Linked DNA regions of Homo sapiens: region 1 is linked to region 2. Evidence: chromatin loops called from intact Hi-C (ENCODE). Cell type or tissue: Calu3. All regions are shown on one strand. Each heading gives the region's core, and the rest is flanking DNA. Links, peaks and the distances in the headings are about the cores only. Region 1 has its middle 50 kb from the start of ELN. Region 2 holds the start of TMEM270 (transmembrane protein 270).

Region 1 (16,427 bases), core at 3,187-11,186, 110 kb before region 2:
CTTCTCAAAGGTCATTCAGAACAACCTCCCAAGTCACTTACAGAAAGTAAAACCAGAGAGGGTTAGTTCTCAGCCGTTGTTACACAGCCTGTCAGTGTCAGGGCACGGTGCAGACCCGGCCTCTGGGTGCTGCCTTGGAGGTTCTCAGGCCGGGCCCTGGTTCTCAGCTCAGGGACCAGGTGAGGGAGGAGGGCGAGTGAGGCTGGAGACGACCCAGGCTCTGGCCTTTCCCTTGGCCCCGTCTTCCACCGCGGCTGCCTTCCCAGTGAGATAAACAAGGGATCAGTGGGAACAAAATGGATGAAGTAACGGGGAAGATATGAGAGGCCGCGCCCAGCCCCCAGCCTGCCCCACCCGCCTGCCCGCCAACAGGGACGGCTTCAGGAGAGGCACAGCCGGCCCCTGAGTCTCAGCCCGTGCCAGGCACTTAGGGTGCTCAGCGCTGGCCAAGCCCTGCCTGATCCCTGGGCTCAGGTGGCAAACCCCCCGTGGTGCCCTTGGACCCTCCCTGGGCCCTGTCCCTAAGCCCCACCCTCCCTGAGCTGGGATTATTTCAAATCCCCTCCACCAGAGTCTTGGAGGAGACAATTGCACGCTCCCAAGTGCAGATTCAGAGCCCCAGGGCTGTCTGGAGCGGACATGGGATTTGCCACCCTGGCTCAGCTGGTCTGGGGTTCAGCCTGACGCAGCCTGTCTGTGTCTCTGGGGCACCCGCAGTGCCTTGCTGCCTGAGGCCAGCTCCCTGCCATGGTGGAGGGGCTGCGTCTGCCCAAGGCCTCTCCAACCCCGGTGCCAGCTCCCTGCCCCTGCAAATTTCTGCCCATCCTGACCTCTCCAAGCAACCCCGGAACTCATGGGGGGCGTCTCCAGGGCCGGATGGAAGGCTGGCACTGCTGCCAAAGCCTGGACACCCACCCAGCCGGACACCACCCCGGGTACCTTCCCCTGCTGAGACGTAGACAAAGAGCGAGTGTGTTGGCCGGACAGGGCTCCACCCGCTGGCTGTGAGCAGCCAGGACCTGCAGCCTTGGGCCAAGGACCCCAGAGGCTCAACATCTGCCCTCCTTGCCTCAGAAGGAGGCGAGAAATGAGCCCTCCGCCTGCCAGGGAACATCACTGGAGTGCCCACCGGTGCCCTGAGCTGGGAGCCTGGCACAGATGGGGTGTGCGGTGGGCACCCCAGGGCCTGCCTGGCTCACTGCGACCTCAGTTGCCCTCAGCAAACAGTCTCCAAACTGCCCCAGGCCCTGACCAGGCTAAGACGGGGCTGTCTCTCTCCCCTCTTAGGTTTTTTGCAACCAACAGAGCTGGAACGGTGGAGCCCCAGGCCCTGGAGTCTGCATTTTGTGACTCCTCGGGTGATACGAAGGCAGGTGGTCTCTGAGCACACCACTCTGGTCCCTTCCCCATTTCCCCATCCCCTCCCCGGCTTCAGAGGGCCCTGTCCCTACCTGCAGAGGGAGGCTCCTTCATCCCAGCTTCCCCGGTACTCAGGTCCCCACTTTTCCGGCTGACTTTCTGCCCCCCACGCCCCAGGCATCCTCTGTTATGACCATGGAGAACCACATTTGTTTCCCCAGCACACAACCACCTTCCCTCTTCACGAGCTGGTTCCTCTGTCGGAAATGCTTGTTTAGTGGTCTCCTTTCTACCCAAAATATTCCCACTCAGCCTCGCAGGCCAGCTCCTATGTCGCCTCCAAGAAGCCTTCCTTGATCTCCGCCTGGTCCTTGCGGTCCCTCTGTTCTAACATATCTTCTACTAGTGCTCATCACACTGGAATAAAATTGCCTCCCCTCTGGCTAGGCGCTTGTCAAGAACTGAGGCCGTGTCTGAACCTCCCACACTGAGCCAGCCGAGGGCTGCTGGCTGAGCAGGACAAGCCACGGGACCAGGCCACCCCCCAAACTATGACAGCACACTTGCCCAGACTCAGACATCTCAGGGGACGTCACGTGTGGAGTGTGGGGGAAAGGGACTGACATTTGCTGAAGTCCTATGACGTCCTAGGTTCTCTTGTCCCCTTTCTTCAAAGGAGAAGACTGAGTCCCAGGGAAGAGAACTGACTCGCCCAGGGTCACTCAGCTGAGAGGTGGTGAGGTTGGCCTGGGAACCCCTGTGATCATTCTCCAAACCTCGCTGACCCCAGGGGATCACAGTCTCCAGCTCACCCCATCCCCTAGCAGGACACACACTGCATGAAGTTAAGAAAAGTTCTAGGCCGGGCACGGTGGCTCACACCTGTCATCCCAGCACTTTGGGAGGCCAAGGTGAGAGGATCGCTTGAGTCCAGGAGTTTGAGACCAGCTTGGGCAACATAGCGAGACCCCACCTCTACAAAAAAAAAAAATTACAAAAATTAGCCAGGCATGGTGGTGTGCACCTGTAGTCCCAGCTACTAGGGAGGCTGAGGTGGGAGGATTGCTTGAGTCCAGGAGGTCGAGGCTGCAGTGAGCCAAGATTGCGCCACTGCACTCCAACCTGGGTGACACAGTGAGATTCTAGTTCAAAAAAAAAAAAAAAAAAGAAGAAGAATTCTGAGAACAATGACTTGCCCAGAGCCAGGGGCCTGACTTTAGAGAGTGAGACCGAGAAACTGGCACTTGGGACATACATGGTCCTTGCATGTGTGGCATACAGTGGTCACACGTGGCGAGACTTGCCAGCTCATGAGTGCAGGACCCCTGCCCCTCTGGCCTGGGAGCCAGCTGCCCCGGGGGCCACGGGCTCCTGAGGCTGCTCCCCCGAGAGTCACCAGGCAGGGTCTGGATCGCAGAGTTGACACTAAACACACCCTCGTGCAGCAGACAGGCGTGGGAGGCACCCCCAAAGAGGCCAGTGCTGTTTTGAACAGAGCGAGGATGAGGTGACCCCTGACTCCCTGCCAGAAAGCCACTTAGCGGCAGCCGCTGGTGCACGGGAGACACCCAATCTGTCAGCACAGGCTGCGTGACGGGCCGGCGTCCAGCCATGGCCGCGAGGGGAGCCACCAGAGGGGAGCCAGATGGGCCCAAGGCCCTGCCTCAGGGGGAGGCAGGGGCTGCAGTGGCCATCCGTAGGGAGCCACTCTGTCTCTTTTTTTTAAAATTTAAATTTAAGAGATAGGGTCTCACTCTCTTGCCCAGGCCGCAGTGCAGTGGCGCAATCATGGCTCACTGCAGCCCCAACCTCCTGGGCTCAAGGAGTTTGAGGCTAATCCTCCCACCTCAGGCTCCTGAGTGGCTGGGACTACAGGTGCACTCCACCACATCTGACTAATTAAAAAACAAAACAAAACATAAAAACAAAAAACTTTTGTAGAGATGAGGTCTTTCTATATTGCCCAGGCTGGTCTTGAACTCCTGACCTCAAGTAATCTCCCCGCCTCGGCCTCCCAAAGTGCTGAGATTACAGGTGTGAGCCACCATGCCCTGCCCAAAGTAAAGTTATTTTGAGAATTGTCTGTGTTCACTGTTTACACTTTTCACTTACTACTTCCCTCCTTCATCCCCTCCAACCTGGCTTCTATCACTCCTATTCCACCAAAACTCCTCAGCTCAAGTTCACCGATGACCTTTCTGTGGATCAATCTTGTGAACCTTTTCACTCCTTATTTTACTCAAAATTGCTGCAGCATTTCATGTTAGCTTTTTTTTTTTTTTCTTTTTGAGACGAAGTCTTGCTCTGTCACCCAGGCTGGAGTGCAGTAGCACAATCTCGGCTCACTGCAACATCCACCTCCTGGGTTCAAGTGATTCTCCCACCTCAGCCTCCCAAGTAGCTGGGACTACAGAGCGCGCCACCACGCCTGGTTAATTTTTGTACTTTTAGTAGAGATGGGGTTTTACCATGTTGCCCAGGCTGGTTTCGAACTCCTGACCTCAGGTGATCCACTCTCAAAGTGCTGGGATCACAGGCGTGAGCCACCACACCCGGCCACTCACACTAGTTTTTTAATTTTTTTTTTTTTTTTTTTTTTGAGACGGAGTCTCACTCTGTCGCCAGGCTGGAGTGCAGTGGTGCAATCTTGGCTCACTGCAACCTCCACCTCCCAGGTTCAAGCGACTCTCCTGCCTTAGCCTCCTGAGTAGCTAGGACTACAGGTGCGTGCCGCCACGCCCCGCTAATTTTTATATTTTTAGTACAGACAGGGTTTCACTGTGTTGGCCAGGCTGGTCTCGATCTCTTGACCTCGCATTCACACTAGTCTTAACTTCCCACTTTGTGAATCCATTTTCTCTTTAACTCTGTGACCTGCATTCTGATTTTCCTCCCCTCTCTTTAGGCTGCTCCTTCCCCAGTTACTCCCATCTCTCGCTACTCTCCCTTTTCCAGCCCTTAAAGTTGGGGCTTTTTAAGGCTCAGTCCTGGGTCCTCCTCTCTTCTCACTCCCCACACCCTCCTGTGGGCTGCGGTTCACCTTGTTCCCTTTCTTCAATTACCAGCTATGGTCAGTATCAATTGGGCTACAGGCTGGAATCTCCAGGGGTGTATTGGAAAAATTCCAGGCCAGGCAGAACCCTTGGCCATTCTATTGGTCTAGGGGTGGAGCCCAGGCATCATTATTTTTAAAACCTTTCAAGCTCTCATTTTAATCTGCAGCCAAAGTTGAGAACCACGAGAAGAGATGCTGCTAACTCCCAAATCCTTCACGCCTATCCCCAAAGGACCCCTGATGAGCTTTGCTGTCACTATAGATTAGCTTGCAATTTCCAGAATCTTACATACTTTTTTGTTGTCTGGCTTTTTTCATTCATGGTGATGATTTTGAGACGCATCCATGTTGCGGCATGTATCAATAGTTTCATTCTTTTTTTTATTGCTGTCGCGTTTCATTATATGCTCATAGCCGGATTTGTTTATCCTTTTACCCCTTGATGGATATTTGGGTTGTTTTTAGTTTTTGGCTTTTGCAAATAACTCCGCTATGAATATTCATGTATAATGTGTGCAAAGACGTCTTCACGTCGTTTGGGAAATACCTACGGGTGGAGTGGCTGGGTCTTTTGGTAGGTGTATGATTAGCATTTTAAGAAACTGCCAAAAGGTTTTCAAAAGTGGCTGTGTTTTCTTCCACAACCCCCGGTCATGAAGGAGAGTTCCAGGTTTTCCCCATTTTTAAATTGGGTTGTTTTTCTTCCTAGCATTGAGTTGTCTAAATACAACTGAAAAAAACATTTCAGTCTGTGGTGCATCTCTTTATCATTTTTTCCTTCCTTCCTTCCCTCCTCCCTTCTTTCCTTCCTTCCTCCCTCCCTTTCCTCCCTCCCTCTCCTTCCTTTCTTTCTTCCTTCCTTCACTCCCTCCCTCCTTTGTTCCTTCCTTCCTTCCTTTCTTCCTTCCTTCACTCCCTCCCTCCTTTGTTCCTTTCTTCCTTCCATCTTTCCTTCCTTCTTTTCTTCTTCCTTTTCTTTCTCTCTCCTCTTTTCTTTCTTTCAACAGGGTATCACACGGTTACCTAGGCTGGAGTACAGTGGTGCAATCACAGCTCACTGCAGCCTCGAACTCCTGGTCTCAAGGTATCCTCCTGCCTCAGCCTCCCAAGTAGTTAGGACTACAGGCACACACCACTGTACCTAGCTACTTAAAAAAAGTTTTTTTTTTCTAGAGACAGGGTCTCACTAAGTTGCCCAGGCTGGCCTCAAACTCCTGGCCTCAAGTGATCCTCCCACCTTGGCCTCCCAAAGTGCTGGGATTACAGGTGTGAGCCACCATGCCTGGCCTTTATCATTTTCTAAATAGTGTCTTTGAAGAGCTAAAGTTTTTTGTTTGGGTAAAGTTCAATTTGTGTGTGTGTGTGTGTGTGTGTGTGTGTGTGTGTGTGTATTTTGTATTCTTTGTGCTTTTTGTATTGTATTTCCAAAGTATTTACCAAGCCCAAAGTAACTAAAATTCTTTTTCCCCTGAGTTTTCTTCTGGAAATGTTTTATCATTTTAGCTTTTACAAATAGTTACGTGACCTATTTAGAATTAATTTTGGTGTATGGCGTATGGTAGGGGAAAGCTTCTTCCCCAGTCGGCTTTCCTCATTGAAGAATGGTTTGCTATGACTCCATTTTTTTTTTTTTTTTGAGACAGGGTCTTGCTCTATTGCCCAAGCTGGAGTGCAGTGGGTGATCTCGGCTCACTGAAACCTCTACCTCCTGGGTTCAAGCAATTATCATGCCTCAGCCTCCCAAGTAGCTGGGATTACGGGCATGAACCAGCATGCCCAGCTAATTTTTGTATTTTTAGTAGAGACAGGCTTTCACCATGTTGGACAGGCTGGTCTCGAACTCCTGACCTCAAGTGATTCACCTGCTTCGGCCTCCCAAAGTGCTGGGATTACAGGCTGAGCCACCGCGCCCAGCCTACAACTCAAATCTAATCCTGTCATCCCCTGCTTACACTGTTGTCCCCAGGCAAACCTCAGCCCCTCTGGCCCAGCTTTGTAGATGACAACTGGCCAAAGTCCATGTCTCCAGCTTTCATCTCCCTGTTCTGTGGACACTAAAACCCATTTGCCAAACATATCAAACGTCTCTTTCGCCTGAGGGCTTTCCTTATGCTGCTGGTTCTGTCTGGAAGTACCACTCATCATCCATCTTTTCTGTCACTACAACCTTTTTTTTTTTTTGGAAACAGTGTCTCACTCTGTTGCCCAGGCTTGAGTGCAGTGGCGCGGTATCTTGGCTCACTGCAACCTCCGTGTACTGGGTTCAAGCGATCCTCCTGTCTCAGCCTTCTGAGTAGCTGGGATTATAGGCAGTCACTACCACACCTGGCTAATTTTTGTATTTTTAGTAGAGACGAGGTTTTACCATGTTGGCCAGGCTGGTCTTGAACTCCCGACCTCAGGTGATCCGCCTGCCTCGGCCTCCCAAAGTCCTGGGATTTCTACAAGTGAGCCACACGCCTGCTATACAACCTTTGGGGTTTGTTATAGGTCCTTCAGGGGTTAACTTAGAAGCTGTCCCCTCTTCCCACCCCAAGAGCCTTGGATAGGGCTGATGGTTCCTCCAAGCCCCAAGTCCTGCTGAACACTACTGAACACTGGATTTATTTATTTATTCATTTATTTAATTTGAAGGCAAAGTCTTGCTCTGTCGCCCAGGCTTGAGTGCAGTGGCATGATCCTGGCTCACCGCAACCTCCGCCTCCTGGGTTCAAGCGATTCTCCTGCCTCAGCCTCCCGCGTAGCTGGGACTACAAGCACTACCATGCCCAGCTAATTTTTTGTATTTTTAGTAGAAACGGGGTCTCACCATGTTGCCCAGGCTGGTCTCAAACTCCTGAGCTCAGGCAATCCACCCGTCTCGGCCTCCCAAGGAGCTGGGATTACAGGTGTGCGCCACGGTGACCCTGAACACTGGACTTAGAATGCTCTAGTATTGCCTGCCTGCTTCTGCCTCTTGACTGGGCTTCCTCCAGGCAAAGGCAGGTGTTCCTTCATTCTGAATGTCAATCAACATATTTAACCACCTGCACCACCCTTCCAGGCCATACCAGCTAATAACCAGCCCCGCCACTTGGTGGCAGCATGCAGCATGACGCAGATGAGGCTGGGGCCTGGCTGTGGAGTGAACGACCTTTGCACACCTTGCCCTGCATCAACCGCATGGCTGTTTCCCTTGGGAGCTCTTAGTGGGAGGAGGAGCTAAGGCTGGGAAGGGAAGCAGAAGCTGAGGTTTTGGCAACACAGATTCAGGAAGTTGGGGAGAAATGAGCCCAGAAGCTCAGAATGGGTGGGGTGCAGGGCCTGAGTTGGGACACAGAAGGCTAGCCCCAGGTCAGGGTTTGTGCCCCCATAAGGAGCTCCCACATGAGGCCCCGGGACCCGCCAGCAGCAGCAGGTCTTTTGCACCATCTCCCCAACGCTGTTTAGGCAAGGGGTGAACCTGAGGTCACCCAAAGCCTCCAGCCGCTCTCCCAAACAGCCGCCTACCACGGGGGACCCAGGAGGCCAAGTCAATAACCCGAAATCATAAAATCTCAAAGGCGTCGAGCATTTGGAAGGAGGAGCAGACGCAGCAAATGGGGCCTTTTCCCAGGCAGCTCGTGTGGAACAAGAGAAACAGATTTACGAGCGTCTGGTTGAAGCCAGGTTGGGGGGCGGGGTGGGGATGGGGGGTTTGGTGGAGACGCAGAACGTTTCTAGTGCACAGGAAGGATGATAAATGGGAATGAGCTGCACGGGCTCCATGGCTGTGGTTTAAGATGCGTGAAATGCAGGCTCTCTCTTTCGTGTGCTTTGTTACAGATTTGGAAGAACATAAATGTATGTATCAGTGTTTCATGGACTCTCCCAAGACCTGCAAACTCCGGTCCTCCTTCCTCTGAAAGGTGGGCCATCTGAGAGCGATGTTGGACATGGGTGTGTACCGGGGAGCACGGGCTGGTTGCCCATCCTTGGCCCTGAACTTGGACTCCCAGATGTAGCCACATGGCCCAGACCTCCCCCCGACCCGGCGGCACGGCGGCTTGAGAAAGGCCTGCCTCTGAGTCACAGGCAAGGCTCTAACGCTGTCTGTGGACTCTGGACTGAGACCCACAGGCTTGAAGGGGAAAGGGCACCCAGTTTACAGTCATGTTCATGCACACGCACACCTGCACACGCACACACCTGCACATGCATGCCTGACCACACATGCCTCCACATGTACACCTGCACGCACATGCCTGCACACACGCTTGCAAACGCACACCTGCACACACAATCTGCACACGCACACCTGCACACACATGCCTGCACACACACGCTTGCAAACGCACACCTGCACACACAATCTGCACACGCACACCTGCACACACATGCCTACACACACTTGCACACGCATGCCTGCACACACACTTGCACACACATTTGCACACGCACGCCTGCACACACATGCCTGAACACACACACCTGCACACTTAAACTCTTCCTGGTGCCAGATTTTGTCACAGGGAAGAACAAGGAGCCAGGTTCTCTAGAACCATCCCTCCCTCCAGCCTGTCTCTTGAGGATCAGTTGATTTATGGGGTCAGGGTCTCCTGACCCATTGGGAAACCTCCCTGCCTGTCTGTACCTTCCAGCACAGTCCAGGAGATCTGTGGGGTTGATGTCAGCTGCTCAGACACCCTCAGCTGGTATGAGACAGGTGGAAGTTTCTCAGGTCTGCAGCAGCCAGGTGGGGGGAACAGGGAGAGAGGATAATCCAGCCTGATCACCCCAGGCTCTGAAGGTCTCTCGGGGGAGGCCCCTGCCGGCTCAGATCTGTGGAAATGGGTTAGAAAGGGTCAGAAAGCCCCGGAGATGGTTGCCCCATGTCCACGTCCTGGGTGCCATGTCCTTGGGGCAACACTTCTCCCTTTTCAGCCACTACTGTCCCACCTGCCCTTTCTTCAGCCAGCCCCAGAGGGCCCGGGGCTGTTCTCCAGTGTGCAGATTCCAGGGACTGGTGCAAGGTGGGGTGCCCTGGGGGGCCACAGGGGTACAGAGGCTGCAGCTCTGAGCAGGGCTGGGGGTACCCTGGGAATTCAGCCCCCGCCTGCACAGGGAGGAGCCCTGGGCAGGTGGCCCTGTGAATCGATGTCTTCCAGGAGTTTGCAAACCTTCTGGCCCTGCTTTCGGGAGCCCCAGGGGATAGTCATCTGACCGCCATGGCCAGCCTTTAGAACTCCAGTCCCGAGGGACAGAGATGGGCTTAGGAAGTGTTCTGCAGCTCTGCCTGGCTGTCAGCACACCATAAAGAATGAGAAAGCGCTGCAGAGCCCTGCCATCTTGCACACGCACTGCGGGGGTGGAGGCGTCCTCCTGCACAGTCCCCGCGCTCCCTCCCCTCGGCCCTAGAGTTAGAATCCCTTCCAACTGTGGTCTCTGGTCTATACCTCAACCAGGGGACCAGTGCGGGTGCCTCAGCCCAGGACCGCCCAGCGGCAATATGACCACTCCAGTCCTGAATTTCTAGAGCTGGGAAGGGCTACCCTCCTTTTCCATCAAACCATCCAGGGCCAACGTGCGACCTCGAATCACCCTCCCTGGCTAGGACTACCCAGCCCCTCCGTGGCCTCAGGCTGTCTGAGAACTGCCTTTGACTTTGTTTCCTGGAGATGGTCCTGAGGGGCAGCCCTGGGTCTCTTGATCGTTTCTGGGAATATCAGGGTGAGTGCCATCCCCTTTGCATTTGCTACAGAAAGTTCTGGGCCTCCTGAGGACTTTTCTGTCCAGCTCCATAAAACAGGGTTTGTTTTTATTTTCTTGAGACAGGGTCTTGCTCTGTCACCCAGGCTGGAGTGCAGTGGTGCAATCTCAGCTCACTGCAGCCTCCATCTCCCAGGTTCAAGCGATTCTCCTGCCTCAGCCTCCCAAGTAGCTGAGATTACAGGCACGCACCACTACACCTCGCTAAGTTTTGTATTGGTAGTAGAGACAGGGTTTCATTATGTTGGCCAGGCTGGTCTCGAACTCCTGAGCTCAGGTGATCTGCCTGCCTCGACCTCCCAAAGTGCTGGGACTACAGGCGTGAGCCACTGCGCCTGGCCCATAAAGCAGGTTTTTAACTAGAAGATTCACAGAGGGACTTTGGGGAACTTACTGAATTTTGCATGTATCTGTACAGATGTGTTTTTTTTCTTTTTCTTTTGGTCTGGGAAGAGCCCTGAAGATCAGCAACCATAGCTGAAGGAGGGAGGGACAGACAGGCCCTAGAACTGCAGCCAGGGCCTGGCACAGCCTTTCCAAGTCCAAAGCTATAAGGCCGGGTTCAATACAACTTCCCTTTCACCCCAGGGGAAACTGAGACCCAGCAAGATGGGGACTTGGCTCAGGGCATACACCTGCGCAGAGGAGAGCTGGCCTGGAAGTCCAGCCTGGGCTGCAGTTCTCAGGAGGGCTGGGGATACCCTGAGAATTCAGCCCCTTCCTGCACAGGACAGCAGAACACTTCCCACCTGTGTCCTTAGCTGTCCTGGGAAGGTCTCATCGGCAGGTTCTGGGGTGGAATGAGCCTCCTGTAAACCCTAATATGCACAGGTACACACACACATGCAGACGTGCATATAGACATATACACACATGCACACTTATGCTCATATGCACACATCCATATAGACATATACACACATGCACACACACAGACACATGTGCATATAGACATATACACGCATACACACATGTATATATGCATACAGACATATACACACATGCACACATATACACATATGCACATGTGCATGCACACACATGCACACACTCCCCCTCAGCGTGCAGCAGAAAGAGTGCCATTTCCCCAGCAAGCTCGCCCACCGAGCCCTCGCTTGCTCCTCTGTGGGTGTCTGGTCTCCCACCCCGGCCGCAGCAAAAAGCTCCATGAAATGATTGATGAGAAGCCGGGGGCAGGGAGAGAGGCCGCAGCAGGATGGCATGGAGGCCGCCTCCAGACTGGGGCATCACCTGGAAAAAAATCACAAGGCTGTAAACACAGGCAAACAATAGGGAAGACGGGCCCTGGGGCTTCATAAAGAGCGTGCGGCCGGGACAGAGCTCAGGGCCCGCTTGGCTCGGGGGCGGCTGAGGGGACGGCAGACCGGGGGCTGCTCCGGGCTTGGCTGGGACGGACGTCTCGGACCATGGCTGGCCCGTCCAGCTCAGAGTTGGCCGGGAGGCCTGGCCTCCGCACAATAAACAACACAGAAAGATAAATTGAAAATGTGTCTGGAACTGGTGGGGAGAAGGGAGAGGTGGGCAGGGGTCACCGGGAGGCCTGTCTCCTTCCTTGGCCACTGCCCCCTCTGGGAGGAGGGCCCAGAGCTCTGGTGGGGAGGCGCAATCTTGGACCCCACAGGCCTGCTGGGGGTTGGAGGTGGTAGGCCCAGAGACAAGATGCCTTGAACATGTAGAATCAGAGAGGGCCTTTGAGGAGAATTTCCACCTGGAAAACTCCAGGGGTGTGTGAGGGCTCTGCATGGAGTTGAAGTGCTGGAGGGCAGAGAGGGGGGCCTCAGGCCAGGGCAGGCCGGCCTTGGGGAGCCCACAGACCCTTCTGAGCACGCCTGTGGGCCTGGGGACACAGTCTTAGACCGGACAGCCATGTTCCAAACCACAGGGTCTGGGGGCCGCAAGAAAGTAAAATTCCATACTTTTTGTTTTTGTTTTTGAGACAGAGTATCGCTGTGTCACCCAGGCTGGAGTGCCCTGGCGCGATGTCTGCACACTGCAACCTCCGCCTCCCAGGTTCAAGTGATTTTCCCACCTCAGCCTCTCGAGTAGCTGCTCTCATCCTTATTTCGCCCCTGGGTCACCCTGACTCAGTCTCAGAATGTCCCCCCTCCCCTGGCGACCTCACACACGCAATGCCACCTGCACTGCCCCAACTTCTCGGCCTCTACCCCTGGTGGATGCTTGCTCTTGCACCAGCACGCTGGACTTCTCGCCTTGCAGGTACAGGCCCTGAATAGCCCCCATCACCTCTCCTGCCAACGTGTCCTCCCAGGAACCGCTTCGGTTGCCTGGGCCAGAAGCCAGGGAGCTGAACTTGACTCCCACATCCTCATGCCCGCTATTGCACCCAAGAAATTCTTCCTCCCCACCTGTTCCCCCAGCAGTCCAGCACCCCATGCAGTCCAGGCCTTAAAGCAGTCGCCTCCTCACAGGCCCCCGGCCTGCCCACCAGGCCACCTCAGCCAGGAGGATCTGTGGGAAACACTGGGTTGCCCCCATCAGACGTCAATAACCCACGCCTCTCTTTGCTTCCCAGGTGCCCTCAGCTGCCCCCAGACCCTGTGGTTTGGGACATGGCTGTCCTGCCTAAGAATGTGTTTAATCTTTAAGAAATGTCTCAAAAGTATGGAATTTGGGCCGGGTGTGGTGGCTCACCCCTATAATCCCAACACTTTGGGAGGCTGAGACGGGTGGATCACCTTGGGGTCAGGAGTTCGAGACCAGCCTGGCCAACATGGTGAAACCCCATCTCCACTAAAAATATAAAAAATTAGCAGGGCATGGTGGCGCACGCCTGTAATCCCAGCTACTCAGGAGGCTGAGGCAGGAGAATCACTTGAGCCCAGGAGTTGGAGGATGCAATGAGCTATGATTGCACCACTGCACTCCAGCCGGGGATACGGAGCAAGATCCTGTCTCTTAAAAAAAAAAAAAAAAGGAAGTCAGAATGGGAAAGAAACCCTCATGCTCTGGGAAGGGGTCTGAGTGAGGAGACACAGCTCTGGCCCAGAAAGTCTAGTCTAGTGGGGAGGTGGTGGTGTGGGACACAAGGCCATTCCCTAAGAAGCCCTAGTCAAGGGTGGCAGCTGGGGACAGGGACCCTCAGAGCCTGGGGAGAGATGTGGTCCCAATCCTCAGGCCCCACTCATCAGGCCTCCCTGGGAGGGTCAGCAGGCATGGGTCTGGCTCCAGGTACCTTCAGCTCCTGAAGGGCCAGCTGGCACAGGCATGAGCCTGCATCCACCCGCAGGAAGCCGGTGCCCGGGAAGTGCCAGAGGGATGCCAGGCACAGGGCCAGGATCAAGGACAGGGTTGGCCCTGCCAACAGCTTCAGGGCCAGGGCTGGGTGTGCCCGGTTCTGGTCCCTGCAGGGCTGCTGAGGAGGGCAGAGGGCGAGGGCCTGTGGCAGCTTGTAGGCAGGAGGGTACCCCCTGTACCCGCAACTCAGGCAGCCACCTCTCTCAGGTCAGGGACTTCCAGGACCACCTACTACCCTTGCATTCCCACAGGGGCACATGAGTGGGGCTTCTACAGGCTGGAAGGTCCCCAATCCCTGCTTGAGGATGGGCCCCAAGTGTTCCACATTGAACTAGAATCTCTGGAAGAATGGGATGCAAAGTGACCCACTATGTGCTTTCTCAGCCCAAATCATTGCTTACACTACCCTGGTGGGGAATGGCGTCACCCAGCTTCGTAGACGAGGAAACGGAGGCTCAGAGAGGGTGAGCATCTTACTCAGAATACACAGCTAGGAGACGGTAGGGCTTAAATTCCAGCCCACGCCATCCTATGCTCTAGGCTGCCCCGGAGCAGGCTTCCCTGGGGGCAGGAGCCGGGTTGCCTCCATCAGACACTGATAACCCATGCCTCTCCTCGCCTCCTAGGTCCCATCAGCTGCCCCCGGACTCTGTGGTTTGGGGCATGGCTGTCCTGCCTGACAATGCGTCTGATCTTCAAAAAATACCTCCAAAGTACAGAGTGGAGGAATGAATGAATGTGTCCCCAGGGCCCCGTTAGACCAGTGTTGGACACTGGGGCCACAGAAAAAAGGAAACCAGGCTGATGCCTGCCCCTAGGAGGTTTTTGTTTGTTTTTTGTTTGTTTTGACATGGAGTCTTGCTCTGTCGCCCAGGCTGGAGTGCAATGGCACAATCTCTGCTCACTGCAACCACCACCTCCCAGGTTCAAGCGATTCTCCTGCCTCAGCCTCCCAAGTAGCTGGGATTACAGGAACGCGCTACCATACCCACCTAATTTTTGTATTTTTAGTAGAGACGGGGTTTCACCATGTCGGCCAGGCTGGTCTTGAACAATTGACCTCGTGATCCGCCCGCCTCAGCCTCCCAAAGTGCTGGGATCACAGGTGTGAACCACTGTGCCTGGCCTAGGAGGTTTTATATTGGTGAAGAAGACAGGCTAAGACCCAAATCGGTGCCCCCAGTGTAACAGTCGATGTGTCACACCGGTGTCACATGGGTGTCACATGGGTGCACAGCAGCCTAAGTGGGCAGCCTCGAGGGGGTGGTCAACTCCCTCAGGCTGGCAGGAGGTAGGGAGGAGGTGTGAATGCTTCATGGAGATGGGGATGTTTTAGCCAAATCTTGAGAGAAGGCTATTCCAGGCCTGGGCTGCAGGGGCACTGCTGAACAGCCAAGACTTTCCAGGAGTCACCTCACCTGGAAGGCAGGTGAGGTGCACAGGGAGAGGGACCCAGAGAGCACCGATGCCTTAGGGGCCAAGACTCCAGGAGCCTTGACTATGCGGCTAAGGAGCTGGAACTTTCTCTGCAGTACACAGGAAGCTGGGGAAGGGCATCAGGCTCAGGGGACACAATCATACGGTTGGACTTGCCACTTTCGCACGCTCACCCTGACTGCCGAGGGGTTTGGACAGGCAGGGTGAGCCTGGTGGCAGGGGATTCTGGCAGAGGCTGGTGCAATGATCCCAGTAAGGGATGGAGAGGTCTGTGCTTAAACACTGCCACGTGGCTGCAGGGTGAGAGCGAGAGTGAGAGCGAGAGACAGAGATAGAGAGAGAGAGAGAGAGAGAGAGAGAAAGAAAGAGAGAGAGAGAGAGCACAAGCTGTCTGGAAAATTGTGAACCAAATTTCATGATGGAGTGGAACTGAAAGTCAGGGGGGTGGTTATAGAGGGCTGCCTGGACTCTGGGGAGACTTTCAGTTTCACCTGCTGAGATGAGACACCCAGAGGATCGGGGGAGACTTGCAGAGGATGAGTGACTGGGGCCACCCAGTGGGATATATTTGGGTATGTGGACCTCCATTTACCTCCTCTCACCTAGAAAGTCTCCCCTAAAACACCCACTTACTGCCAGTCCCCAGCTCCCCTTTCCTACCTTAGATCTCATCTCCTTCTCCTCACCTCTTGGTGGGCGCTGGGCAGCAGGGGAGCCAAGCCCAACCCCGGCCCCAGAGGCAGCCCCAGAGGCCTCACTCCCCCTGCTCAGTGAGGCTCTGTGTCCAGACGCCAGCTGCCTGCTCAGCCCCATGGCTGGCTGCGGCTGGCATGGACCCAGGGCTGGCTTATGGATGGTGCTCCAGGCACCCAGGCCCACTGGCGTGGGAGTTGTGCCTGGACCATGGGGAGAGAGGGCGATGGCCTGGGGAGCCGGGCGTTCTGGCCACCCGCGGTGCAGCAGGCACCAGGCCCTGGCAGAAGCAGGCTGGGCTGGGGGTGGCAGGCAGCCCTGGCCCACAGGCGGCTGGCTGGCTGAGCATCTGCTCATCTTGTTTTCCATCTCCTCCCCAGATTACCATCCAGCCTTCCCCCATGGGCCCTGGGAGGAGTGGATGGGGACAGGGGGCTTCCGTGCACGTCTCAGGGGCGTCGGATGAACCTTGAATCCTCCCAGCTCTGCTTTCGCTGTGCACCTTGTGTGGTTGCCAAGCCCGAGCCTCAGTTTCTCCACTATGACATAAAGTGTCTGGGGCAGCTCTAGATGAAGGTGAGGCAGGCATGACTGTGGCACAGGAGGGTGGCTCTCCTGGCAGAACTGCTGCCAAGAATCCTGATGTTAGACGGAGTCTCGCTCTCTGTCTCCCAGACTGGAGTGTAGTGGCATGATCTTAGCTCACTGCAACCTCTGCCTCGTGGTTCAAGTGATTCTCCTGCCTCAGCCTCCCGAGTAGCTGGGATTACAGGTGCATGCCACCATGCCTGGCTAATTTTTGTATTTTTAGTAGAGATGGGGTTTCACCATGTTGGCCAGGCTGGTCTCAAACTCCTGACCTCAAGTGATCCCCCTGCCT
Region 2 (13,373 bases), core at 803-8,802:
CCCCCTCCTGCCACCCAGAGGGCCTCCATCCTAGATAATAACCCCAAGTCTCCCAGCAGCCCCCTTCTCAATACCAACAGCTGCCCAAGGTCAGCTGCCTCTCCCCAGCACCCTCCATCAGCCCCTAGAAGTGCAGCCGAGAGTCCGGGCGCGGTGGCTCATGCCTGTAATCCCAGCAGTTTGGGAGGCTGAGATGGGCGGGTCACCTGAGGTCAGGAGTCCGAGACCAGCCTGGCCAACATGGCGAAACCCCGTCTCTACTAAAAATACAAAAATTAGCCGGGCATGGTGGCGGGGCACCTGTAATCCTAGCTACTCAAGAGGCTGAGGCAGGAGAATTGCTTGGACCCAGGAGGTGGAGGTTGCAGTGAGCTGAGATCGTGCCCCTGCACTCCAGCCTGGGGGACAGAGCAAGACTGTCTCCAAAACAAAACAAAAAAAGAAGTGCAGCTGAGAAGGCAAGGACCGAGGCACAGGGCAGGACTTCAGGAAAGCCCCTTGTCCTCTAAGTTTCAGTCCCACGACTGTCCAGCGGCCCCAGCTCTGGACTCTGAGACAGGAAGTCATCGTGGCCACAGCGGCCACTGGTCAAGGTCAATGATCAAGTCCACCTGACCATAGGGCAGCCTAGCAGGGGAGGGGCGAACAGGCACAGCTACTCTTGGGGCCATCGGGCATCTTGCCAGCTCCTTCTCACCCTGTCGGGGCAAAGCAGCTCAGGAGAGAGACAACAGGACCGGCACAGTCTGGCCTGGGTGGGGAGGCTGGCTGGGGGAGCTGGATTGAAGCGAGAAGCGCTAATAGGTTATGTCAGGCGAGCGCTCTGGGGAAGGGGCCGCGCCTCTCAGCTCTGGCAGCCCCACCTGGGGCCTGAGCCCAAGAGCTGGGGCCTGGAGAGAGACGCTGGCTCAGTGCTGAACCCAGTGTGCAGACCGGGGAGCAGGAAGGCAGGACAGAAGTGAGCCCCCATCCCCCACTGGGCCTGGGGCAGCAGGGGGGCTGGTGATAGACACACAGACCCCTCTGGTGGGCTAGGCAGGTCCCAAGTGACAGAGGCCACCCATGCTTACATGATGGGACTGGGCTTGGTGGAGAGCGAAGCCCCAGGGGGTGGGACCACCCCTCTGCTCAGGGGAACCCTCTTATTATGTATCCCCTCATTTCCTTTTCTGTCCAGTCCCCCCATCCTGGGCGCCAGGATCCCATCCCCAAACCCTCCCGACCCTGATCTCTCCCCGAAACTCCCGCTGCTCTGCGTGGACTTCACCAGCCCCTCCCCCATCCTTCAGTGCGCACTTTGACAGCCCCTAACACCGCAGCCTTTCCTGGGGTTGGGATGAGGTCAGGATGAACCGGGGGACAGGGAGAGGCCTGCAAATGAACCCCTCGCCCGGGAATGTGGGTTCCAGGGCTCCGGGAGGTGGAGAGGGTCTCAAAACAAGAGGCGGGGGGGTCAGGGAAGGGCCAGGAACTCGGGCCGGGGCCTGCGGGCAGACTGAGGAGGGGGGCCCTTACAATCACAACGGGGCAGCCAGGGCCCTGTGTGTCTTGGCGAAGTGGGACCCCTGGCCCGCCAGGTATGTAACAATTCCAGCCATTTCCTGCCCTATTAATGAAAAAGGGACTGATATAAATACACGCTCAGCATAAATAAATACAGGCCAGGCCCAGGACTGCATAGCAGACAGATTGCGTGAAGCTGCTGGCTGGCCTTGCAGCCAGCTCCCCCCACCCTGCCCATGCCCCGTCCACCCCCTGACACCGGCCACCAGTTGTTTTCTTCCAGCAGGCCAGGGCCCCTCCATGCTCACAGGCCTGAGACAGACGGACTGACTGCTCCCACCCCGGGCCTCAGAAGCTGCAGCCCCCAGAAAGGCAGCAGGCCTGGGAGATGGGGAGCCAGGGAGTGGGGTCCCAAGAGCCTCCCATGCCTGCTCTGAGCGGGGACCGCACGTGCACAGACCAGGCAACAGCCCTGTGACATCTGGGGTGTTGTGATTATACCCTGATCACAGGAGGGGAAACTGAGGCTCTCAGGGTTTAGTAAATTGCCAAAGGTTACACAGCTGAGAGGTTGTGGATCCAGCATCCAAACCCAAGGCTCTCTGACCCCAAGGCCTCTGCTGTGCCCACCATTGTGAGTGGCAGCCGAGGGGAGATTCTGGCCTTCTCCCTTTCCCCCAGGATGCCAGAGACCTTGGAAGGCCGGAAGAATTCAAGTCCTAGAAGAGATCTTGCAAAAGCAGCAATAACTCCAGGACAGGGGATTCAGGGAGCCAGAAGTCAGCCAGTGTAGGGCCTTATTGGCAGGCTGCGTAGACAGGGGGACTGCTCCTCTCCTGCCCCACCCCACCTCTTACCTGGGCACTGAGGAACAAGGCCTGGCATCAAGGAACCCCAAATGCTGACTCTCGGCCAGCCGCAGTGGCTCACACCTGTAATCCCAGCACTTTGGGAGGCCAAGGTGGGCAGTTCGTCTGAGGTCAGGAGTTTGAGACCAGCCTGGCCAATATGGTGAAACCCCGTCTCTACTAAAAATACAAAAATTAGCCAGACATGGTGGCGCTCGCCTGTAGTCCCAGCTACTCGAGAGATGAGGCACAAGAATTGTTTGAACCTGGGAGGTGGAGGCTGCAGTGAGCGGAGATCATGCCACCGCACTCCAGCCTGAGTGACAGCGAAACCCTGTCTCAAAAAAACAAAAACCAAACCAAATGCTGACTCCCTTATCGGGGATCACCCCACCCATCCCGCATTGCACAGACATGGGAACCGAAGTCCAGAGTGGGCAAAGAGAGCCTCATCCAAGGTCACACCCAGTGACCTAGGCGGGCAGAGGCAGAGGCAGAGGCACAGAATCCAAGCTTCTGTCCCCAAGCCCAGATCTTCTCCACGGGGCTTGGGCCACATTCCTGTCCATCCCCACTTTGGCCCCAAACTGCTCTGGGGCCTCCTCCTTTCCTCCAGTCCCTGCCTCAGCAAAGAGCTGACATCACCTACTCCTGCACTCATGCTTCCCTGAAAGCTGTGTGTATGTTCTAGAATCCCAGTCATGTTACCCCTCTGACCAGGTGCTTATAGGTCCTTCCTGGTACATGTTCTACCTCGTTGGCCAGATGGGACCCCTCAGATGTCCCTCCTAGAGCAGGACAGCCTTGCTGCTTAGACTTGGAGGAAGGGTCTGGAAGTTCACCCACATCCACCCTGAGCTGTAAGGGAGGCCCTCACTGAGCTGGGAACCCGAGTGGAGAAGAGCCACGCTCACACCACCACCCTCTGGCTTGGGAGTAGGTGAGAGGTAACTGCAAACACTCAAGAAACCATCCCTTCCCCTCTCAGCAGAATCACTCACCTGAAGGCTGAGTCTTGGGGATTGGAAGCATCACAGCCTGAGCTGGCACAGCAGCATCAGCCACCCATGCAGCAGGACCCTGTGTCCTTACTCACAGGTTAGGGGAGTGCTGAGATACTGGATAGGTTTCCCCTTTCCCCAGGGAGACAGATGGCTCTTCAACAGATAGCGGGTGAGTGGGTGTGGTTGGTTCTGTGGATGAATGGATGGGTGGGTGGGTGGGTGGATGGATGGATGGATGGATGGATGGATAGATGGATGCATGAATGGGTGGATGAATGGGTAGATGAATGGGTGAGTGGATGGTTAGGCAGATGGGTGGCTGAATGGATGGGTGGTTGGGAGGATGGATGGATGGATGGGTGAATGGATCAGTGGATGGATAGATGGATGGATGGATGAATGGATGAATGGATGGATAGATGGGTGGATGGATGGGTGGATGAGTGGGTGGATAGATGGATGGATGCATGAATGGGTTGATGAATGGGGAGATTAATGGGTAAGTGGATGGGTAGGCAGATGGGTGGGTGAATGGATGGGTGGGTGGGTGGGTGGATGTATGGATAGGCAAATGGACCAGTGGATGGATAGATGAATGGGTGGATGGATAGACGGATGGATGGATGGATGCATGAATGGGTGGATGAATGGGTAGATGAATGGGTGAGTGGATGGGTAGGCAGATGGGTGGGTGAATGGATGGGTGGTTGGGAGGATGGATGGATGGATGGATATATGGGTAAATTGATCAGTGGGTGGGTAGATGGATGGATAGGTGGGTGTGTGGATGGATGGATGGATGGATGGATGGATGGATGGATGGATGGATGCACGAATGGGTGGATGAATGCATAGATGAATGGGTAATTAAATGGGTAGGTAGATGGGTGGGTCAATGGATGGGTGGTTGGGTGGATGGATGGATGGATAAATGGATCAGTGGATGGATGGATGGATGAATGCATAGGTTGTTGGGTGATGATGGATGGATGGATGGATGGATGGATGGATGGATGGATGGATGGGTGGATGGGTGGAGGGATGGATGGGTGGATGTGTGAGTAGATGGGCAGGTGAATGGGTGAGTGGGTGAATGGATTGGTGGGTGGGTGGATGGATGGTTCTGTGGATGGCTTTGTGAGTGGGTGGATAGGTGGATGGATGAATGGCCAAGTGCATGAATGAATGGGCTCCTTGAAGCCTGGCTCACAACTGTTTCTCAAAGCTTTCTAAATCTCTGAAATGTGAGGCCCTGGCACCCCCCAGAGGCCAAAGTCTCTAACTGCCCATCTCCCCTAAAGCCCTGGGCACCAATACTTCTGAGAACCAGGGGCACGCACCTAGAGAAAGTTAAGGATTCTGGGAAACAAAAAATCTAGAGACCCAGTGCTGGTTCTGCCCTTGACAGACTGTGACCTTGGGAAAGTTCAACCTTCTGAGGCTCAATTTTCTCAGCTGTAAATGGTGCTAATCAAACCTGATGCCTGTGTTGCTAGGAGATTTAAACCAAATTATGAGTAAATTGTCTGAGATGTTTGATATCTGGCCCATAGAAGATGCTGACGGAAAGTGATTTCCTTCCCAGAGGCAGTCCTGGGCTCACATGCAGGCACACACATGCACATCACTCACACAACATCTCTCCAGCCCATTAGGGAAGAGGGAGTGAGACCATAGGCTAGGCCAGACCAGGAGAGGCAGATGGGGATACATTTATTCTCTGGGAGTTTCTTGCTCTGGCAAAACTGTTCCAGACTCTGAGTCCGAGGACGCAGACAGTGAGGGCAGCAAGGAAGACCCTGAGACCTCCTGGGGTTCAACCTCCTGGGCCTCGGCCAGCTGGGTCGTGTGCTCAAAGGCAGCCTGCAGCAGGTGGGAGGCCAGGCAGGTGGTCCAGGTGATGAGATAGGCCAGGTGCCAGGAGGTGAGGGCAGTCATAGTCTCCACCCACCAATACAGACGTCTCAGCTGTACCAGGAGCTTCCTTACCACGCAGTTCACTTGCAAGGCCTGGAACAGGGAGACAGATGGGCAGGTGGCCCTTAGGAGCTCATAGGGTTACACTGCTTGGCTGTGGCTCCCCCCTGCAAGCCCAGCCAGCCCTGACCACACCCAGTACCCCAGGTTTGCCCTCCACACCCCAGCCTCACCCCGAGACCACCCACCTTACTGAGCTGCCTGCCCAGTCGGAAGCAGTGGGACTTCTGACACACCCTCCAGGTCACTACCACCAAGAGCAAGGCCACCAACATCAGGCCGTGCAGACATGACAAAAACAGATCTGTCCAGATGGCCACAGACAGGCCCAGCTGCTCCCAGGCACTGAGCAAGGCCAGGCCCAGGCCCTTGGTGCTGCCCCACATGCCAGCCCACATCAGCCTGGGTCCCTGTAGCACCAGCCATACGGGGACCTGTATCAGAGCCAGCCCAGCCCAGAGAGCCTGGCCCAGGGGGCAGGCTGCAGCTCCCAGGGGTAGGTGGGCCTGCCAGTTACAGGACCCCCGGGCCTCCTGGGCCAGCCCTGACACCCAGTGGTTGAAGAGGTTGATCTTGAGGAGCAGGAAATTATAGAGGTGATCTCGGTTCTGAACCAACTGCAGAAGAAGAGAGAGAGACAACCGTCAGCCATCATCACCCTCCTGGGACAGGAACCCCACTTTTTCTTTTTCTTTTTTTTTTTTTTGAGACGGAGTTTCACTCTTGTTGCCCAGGCTGGAATGCAATGGCGCTATCTCGGCTCACTGCAACCTCCACTTCCCGGTTTCGGGCGATTCTCCTGCTTCAGCCTCCTGAGTAGCTGGGATTACAGGCGCCTGCCACCACACCTGGCTAGTTTTTGTATTTTTAATAGAGATGGAGTTTCACCATGTTGGTCAGGCTGGTCTCGAACTCCTGACCTTAGATGATCCACCCGCCTCAGCCTCCCAAAGTGCTGGGATTACAGGCGTGAGCCACTGCGCCTGGCCAGGAACCCCACTTTTACTGTAGAGGTGAAGCTGCTGGACCACCTTGAGTCAGATCCCCATCTCAAGGCCTCAGCTCCCCACAGGTGCAAGGATGAACTCTGTCCACTTTGAAGGACTCCCTTCTGAGAAGGGAACATTAGAAGGTGTTTCATATTGTATTTGGGTTCCTTTCCATTGGATATTTTTTTTTAAGAAACAGGATCTCACTCTGTTGTCCACGCTGGAGTGCAGTGGTGTCATCATAGCTCACTGCAGCCTTGACCTCCCACACTTAAACAACCCTCCCATCTCAGCCTTCCAAAAAGCTGAGACCACACAAGTGCATGCCACCATGCCTGGCTAATTTTTTTTTTTTTTTTTTTAAGAAATGGAGTCTTCTTATTATGCCTGGGCTGGTCTTGAACTCATAGGCTCAAGCAATCCTCCCCCCATTAGCCTCCCAAGTAGCTGGAGCTATAGGTGCATCTCACTAAGTCCAGCTAATTTTTTTTTTTTTTTTTTTTTTTGTAGAGGCGGGGTCTTGCTATGTTATCCAGGCTGGTTTCGAACTCCTGGCCTCAAGCAATCCTCCTGCCTCAGCCTCCCAAAGTGCTGGGATTGCAGGCATGAGCCACTATACCTGGCCTCCATTGGATTTAAATGATTATTTACAATACTCCAGACTGAAGGAGGTTTCATGGCTATTATTACCATGTTACGATCCCCCACCCCAATCCTGTGGGCTTTGAACCCAGGTCACTTGTCTTCTTCCAAGTAGCTGGGCTTTGCCTCTGTACCAGTTGTCCCCTGGCATCAGGAGGGCTGCTGGGGCAAAGGACAATGCCATTAGGGGCAGGGAGGCGTGAGAGACATGGGGCAGGGGTCACATAATTCACGACAGACCTAATGAGAAGGGTGAAGGAGAGAGATCCAGAAAGACTTCCAGATTTCCAGCCGGACATGGTGGCTCACACCTGTAATCCCAGCACTCTGGGAGGCCGAAGCAGACGGATCACCTGAGGTCAAGATTTCGAGACCAGCCTGGTCAACCTGGTGAAACCCCATCTCTACTAAAAATACAAAAATTAGCTGGGCATGATGGTGCATGCCTGTAATCCCAGCTACTCGGGAGGCTGAGGCAGGAGAATTGCTTGAACCCAGGAGGCGGAGGTTGCAGTTTGCCCAGATCGTGCCACTGCACTCCAGCCTGGGTAACAGAGTGAGACTCCATCTCAAAAAAAAAAAAAAAGAATTCCAGATTTCTGATCTGGGTGGTGAGTTGGACAACGGTGTCTCCCATTCACTGAGATGAAGCTGCAGGACTGGGGTGAGGTGGGGGAAAGCTGTTCTTGAGTCCTGGAGACCCTTCATCAGAGCTGGAAAGCCCCCAGCCCTTGAGTGACACCAATCCACCCACCTGGACCCCCCATCCCCGTGTCCACAGGCCCCACCATCTGAGATTGGCTGCAAGACCCCCCACTCACGGGCTGGATTTGCAGAGCTTGGGACGTGGAGGGTGGAGCTATGCTGAGACCAAAGGGTCCAGCAGGGAGAAGAATTAGGGTAGAGCTAGGAAATAGGACCTCCCAGGTTATGGTGCTGAGACCAGGGAGGAGGGAAACCTATGATATCCCACATGATCCCACAAGATCATTTCTATAGGAGAGGAAACGGGCTCAGAGTGGTGAAGTGATTTGCCCAAATTCACACAGCTAGAGGGTAAAACAGCCAAGATGCAAATCTTTTTTTTTTTTTTTTTTTTTTTTTTTCTGAGACAGGGTTTTGCTCTTGTTGCCCAGGGTTGCCCAGGCTGGAGTGCAATGGTGGGATCTCGGCTCACCGCAACCTCCGCCTCCCAGGTTCAAGCGATTCTCCTGCCTCAGCCTCTTGAGTAGCTGGGATTACAGGCATGCACCACCACGCGTGGCTAATTTTGTATTTTTAGTAGAGACAAGGTTTCTTCATGTTAGTCAGGCTGGTCTGGAACTCCTGACCTCAGGTGATCTGCCCGCCTCGGCCTCCCAAAGTGCTGGGATTACAGGTGTGAGCCACAGCTCCCGGTCCCAAGATGCAAATCTAATGGTGTCTGTCTTTCTCAACTGCCCCCTGTTATATGATCTTGGCTGACTGCAGCCTTGGCCTCCCAGGCTCAATCTATACTCCCACCTCGGCCTCCTAAGTGTGACTGAGTTGTGACCCCGACCACAAGCATGTGTATGTTTAAAAGAGATGAATGGGCCAGGTGCGGTGGCTCACACCTGTAATCCCAGAACTTTGGGAGGCCGAGGTGGGTGGATTACGAGGTCAGGAGTTTGAGACCAGCCTGGCCAATGCGGTGAAACCCTGTCTCTACTAAAGATACAAAAAATTAGCTGGGCGTGGTGGCGCACGCCTGTAATCCCAGCTACTTGGAAGGCTGAGGCAGGAGAATTGCTTGAACCTGGAGGTGGAAGTTGCAGTGAGCCGAGATCGCACCATTACACTGCAGCCTGCGCGACAGGGCAAGACTGCATCTGAAAAAAAAAAAAAGAGAGAGAGATGAATGAGCCAGGCGCAGTGGCTTATGTCTGTAATCCCAGCACTTTGGGGAGCTGAGGCGGGCAGATCACAAGGTCAGGAGATCGAGACCATCCTGGCTAACAGGGTCTCTACTAAAAATACAAAAAAAAAAAAAAATTAGCCAGGGATGATGGCACGTGCCTGTAGTCCCAGCTACTTGGGAGGCTGAGGCAGAAGAACTGCTTGAACCCAGGAGGCAGAGGTTGCAGTGAGCCGAGATCGCACCACTGCACTCCAGCCTGGGCAACAGAGCGAGACTCTGTCTCAAAAAAAAGAAAAAATGAATGGGAAAAACAATGATTCACCCATAGGAGTGACCCTCAATAGAGAAAATGCTGCCAGGTGCGGTGGCTCACACCTATAATCCCAGCACCTCAGGAAGCTGAGGTAGGAGGATCATGTGAGGCCAAGAGTTGGAGACCCGCCTGGGCAACGTAGTGAGACACCATCTCTACAAAATACAAAAATTAGTCAGGCGTGGTGGTGCACACCTATAGTCCCGGCTACTTGGAGGCTGAGGGGGGAGGATTGCTTGAGACCGGGAGTTGGAGGCTGCAACGAGCTGAGCCGGCACCACTGCGCTCCAGGCTGGGCGACAGAGCGAGACCCTGTCTCTAAATAAAGAAAAGAAAAGAAAATGTCAGCACTGTAGTTTGGAGTGGGGCTTCTGGGAGATGTCAGATTATTCTGGAAGGCAGGCAGCCACCTCGTTCCACTGGATGGGACAGGCAGGGCTTGGGCCCGGCAGCTCTGAGGTGGCTCTGTGAAGGGCCTGGTGTGTGGTCCCCACCCCACTTACCCCCAGCCCCCACTCACCAGCACTGAGAGCCTCGTAACCTGCAACAGGATCCCCAAAAGGCTGGATCTGACTGGAGGAAGGGCCTCCATGTCTGGCCTCCCCCACCTACTCCAGCTGGGAGAAGCAGGGTGACCTCACAGATGCCACAGGGTGGGGACCAAGTTACCATGGGGACCCGGTTGCCGCCAGTGACCCACTGCCTTTACCTGGCTCCTGCCGCTCCACTGCTTCCTCTGAAACCTCAGTCCACGTCTGAGCCCAACACGGCCAAGGAGGTCTTAGAGCAAAGCTTCCTTCGGGTCGGATTTCCCCAGATCTTGGAACAGGAATCAAGTGCCGCCTAGGAACGGGGTTCATGCCTGGATTCCCAATGCTTTGGGAGGCCAAGGTAGGAGGATCGCTTGAGGCCAGGAGTTTGAGACCAGCATGGGCAACATAGCAAGACCCTGTCTTACAAAAAAACAAAAAAAGAAAAAAATTAACCAGCCTTGGTCATGCACACCTGTAGTCCCAACTACTCAGGAGTCTAAAGTGGGAGAATCGCTTGAGCCCAGGAGATAGAAGTTGCAGTGAGCCAGGATCACTCAAGCCTGGGTGACAGAGCAAGACCCTATCTCTAAACAAAGAAAAAAAATTGAAGGGTGATGAGTTTATTTGGGGAGTGGGCCCTGCAAGCATCCATAGGAAGTCAGAAAGTGAGGCAAGGGGCCAGGCACAGTGGCTCACACCTGTAATCCCAGCACTTTGGAAGGCCGAGGCAGGCAGATCACGAGGTCAGGAGTTTGAGACCTGTTGGGAACAGGCCCCCAAAATCTGGCCATAAACTGGCCCCAAAACTGGCCATAAACAAAATCTCTGCAGCACTGTGACATGTTCGTGATGGCCATGACACCCACGGTGGAAGGTTGTGGGTTTACCGGAATGAGGGCAAGGAACACCTGGCCCACCCAGGGCGGAAAACTGCTTAAAGGCGTTCTTAAACCACAAACAAGAGCATGAGTGATCTGTGCCTTAAGGACATGCTCCTGCTGCAGATAACTAGCCAAACACATCCCTTTATTTGGGCCCAATCCCTTTGTTTCCCATAAGGGATACTTCTATGGGAATCTAATCTAATCTATAGTTAATCTAATATCTATAGAAACAATGCTAATGACTGGCTTGCTGTTAATAAATACGTGGGTAAATCTCCGTTTGAGGCTCTCAGCTCTGAAGGCTGTGAGACCCCCTGATTTCCCACTTCACACCTCTTTATTTCTCTGTGTGTGTGTGTGTGTGTGTGTGTGTGTGTGTGTGTGTTTAATTCCTCTAGTGCTGCTGGGTTAGGGTCTCCCCAGCCAAGCTGGTCTCAGCAGAGACCAGCCTGACCAACATGGTGAAACCCCGTCTCTACTAAAAATACAAAAAAAAAAAAAAATTGGCCTGGCATGGTGGCGTGCACCTATAATCTCAGCTGCTCAGGAGGCTGAGGCAGGAGAATTGCTTGAACCCAGAAGGCAGAGGTTGCAGTGAGCTGAGATCATGCCACTGTACTCCAGCCTGGGCAAGAGAGTGAGACTCTGTGATAAAAAGAGGGAAGGGGAGGGGAGGGGAGGGGAGGGGGAGAGAGAGAGAGAGAGAAAGAAAGAAAGAAGAAAGAAAGAAAAAGAAAGAAAGAGAAAGAAAAAGAAGGAAAGAAAGAAAGAGAAAGAAAAGAAAGAAAAAGAGAGAAAGAAAAAGAAAGAAAGAAAGAAAAAGGAAGGAAGGAAAGAAAAGAAAGAGAAAGAAAAGAAAGAGAGGCAAGGACAGATGAGTTCATGAGCAGGGTTTGAGTTCAGACAACCGGGGCTGATCCCCAAAATCCCCTGGAAAATGGTGCAGAACGCACCTCAGAGTCACCCCACCCAAGGAGCATGAATACTGGGGTATTTATCTTCCATGACCTGTCTGCTTCCTGTTGGACATTAACTCCCGCTGAACCTCCAATCTTACCAGCACAAACACCAGAGAAAGCCCTCCAGCAGATGGTCGGGTGGGGGTCTTGCAGCAGGCGGCTCAAGCAGTGTGCATGGAAACTAAGGCAGAGGACTCTGGGGTAGGGACAGCAAAAAGGAATCCAGAACAAATAAACCCCTAGACATGTGATGATGGGAGCCTTGACCAGGGCTGAGGCCCTGGAAATGGAGACAACAGATGCCAGAAATCTGTAGCAGGTACAACAGATAGAATTGGAGGATGTCAAGACCCACGATGATCTGAGACGTTGCCCAATTTCATGCTAACAAGTTAGCCAACCAGAGCTCCACAGCTGCCACAGGAAGACATGAGACTCCCAGGTCAGAGATCAAAGACAATGTTACTCATGGCAATAGCAGTGAACTAGGTTATAAGCATTTTCCATTCATTCCTTGAGCTCCAAATCCCACAGGGTGATATGACAAGGGCCAGATGATGCCTGGCAGTATCTGAGGTGGGTGTGTTACAGGAGAGGTGGCTTGAGTTTAGGGAACCCAAATCTTTTCTTTTCTTTTTTTTTTTTTTTTTTTTTTTTTGAGATGGAGTCTTGCTCTGTCACCCAGTGCAGTGGTACAATCTCGGCTCACTGCAACCTCCACTTCCCGGGTTCAAGCAATTCTCCTGCCTCAGCCTCCCAAGTAGCTGGGATTATAGGCGCCTACCACCATACCCGGCTACTTTTTTGTATTTTTAGTAGAGACAGGGTTTCTCCAGCTTGGCCAGGCTGGTCTCAGACTCCTAACCTCAGGTGATGCACCCGCCAGCGCCTCCCAAAGTGCTGGGATTACAGGTGGGAGCCACCTCGCCCAGCCTTCTTTTTTTCTTTTTTTGAGATGGAGTCTCACTCTGTCGCCCAGGCTGGAGTGCAGTGGCACCATCTCCACTCGCCGCAACTTCCGCCTCCCAGGTTCAAGCAATTCTCCTGCCTCAGCCTCCCGAGTAGCTGGGATTACAGGCTCGCACCACCAAGCCCAGCTAATTTTTGTATTTTTAGTAGGGATGGGGTTTCACCATATTGGCCAGGCTGGTCTCGAACTCCTGACCTCAGGTGATCCGCCTGCCAGCGCCTCCCAAAGTGCTGGGATTACAGGCATGAGTCACCGCGCCTGGCCAGGAAACCCAAATCTTTTCTAATGTGCAGTAAGCAGGGCTGCCTTTTGCCCCAGAAGGAGACATTATGTCTTCCAAGGTTGTCTGATATACAGATATCCTAGAAAAGAAAGTCCAGGGCAAAAGGCAATCCATTAGTGCCTCACTCACAAGACATACAGAAATGTGAAAGACACATAGACAGAGGCATCCCAACAGAGGAATGAACAGGAAAAGAAGTAAAGCGAGACAGGGGTCAGGGATACCCCCAACCCAGAAGACTTGAGTGAAAGGCAGAAAGTAGCGCTGCCCACCAAGTGGGGGCGGGGAAGAGAAGGAGTAGGTTTGGGGAGAGAGGCAAAGGGATTGCTGGGGGTCAGAAGGTGGTGGCTGAGCCGGGTGCAGTGGCTCACTCCTGTAATCCTAGCACTTTCAGAGGCCAAAGCAGGTGGATCACTTGAGGCCAGGAGTTCAAGACCAGCCTGGGCAGCATGATGAAACCTGGTCTCTACCAAAAATATAAAAATTAGCTGGGTGTAGTGGTGCATCCCTGTAATCCCAGCTACTCAGGAGGCTGAGGCAAGAGAATCTCTTGAACCCGGGAGGCAGAGGTTGCAGTAAGCCGAGATCA

The links. A loop is a pair of places that touch in the nucleus more often than their neighbours do. Peaks named below come from ENCODE experiments on the same cell type or tissue, not always from the same donor. Only the 100,000 strongest peaks of a DNase experiment are listed, where the experiment ranks them.
Region 1: it touches region 2 in a loop (13-fold over the local background); 21 of 110 quality-filtered maps call a loop at or near these places.

What each region holds. Positions count from the first base shown.
Region 1 is chr7:73,970,377-73,986,803 of GRCh38, reverse strand. No RefSeq gene overlaps it. Among named protein-coding and RNA genes, the nearest start is that of ELN, 50 kb to the left of the region's middle. RefSeq lists an enhancer at 7,391-7,685. In Calu3, for the core only: a CTCF peak has its summit at 7,467 (motif pointing right); a DNase peak (open chromatin) is centred at 7,513.
Region 2 is chr7:73,857,569-73,870,941 of GRCh38, reverse strand. It overlaps TMEM270 (transmembrane protein 270), which reads right to left and starts at 9,783. Exons shown (of 3, transcript NM_182504.4): 1 at 9,676-9,783; 2 at 5,521-5,949; 3 at 5,052-5,365. The coding sequence starts at 9,747. The coding sequence ends at 5,069. RefSeq lists an enhancer at 42-971. In Calu3, for the core only: no CTCF peak of the experiment used is centred there; a DNase peak (open chromatin) is centred at 4,611.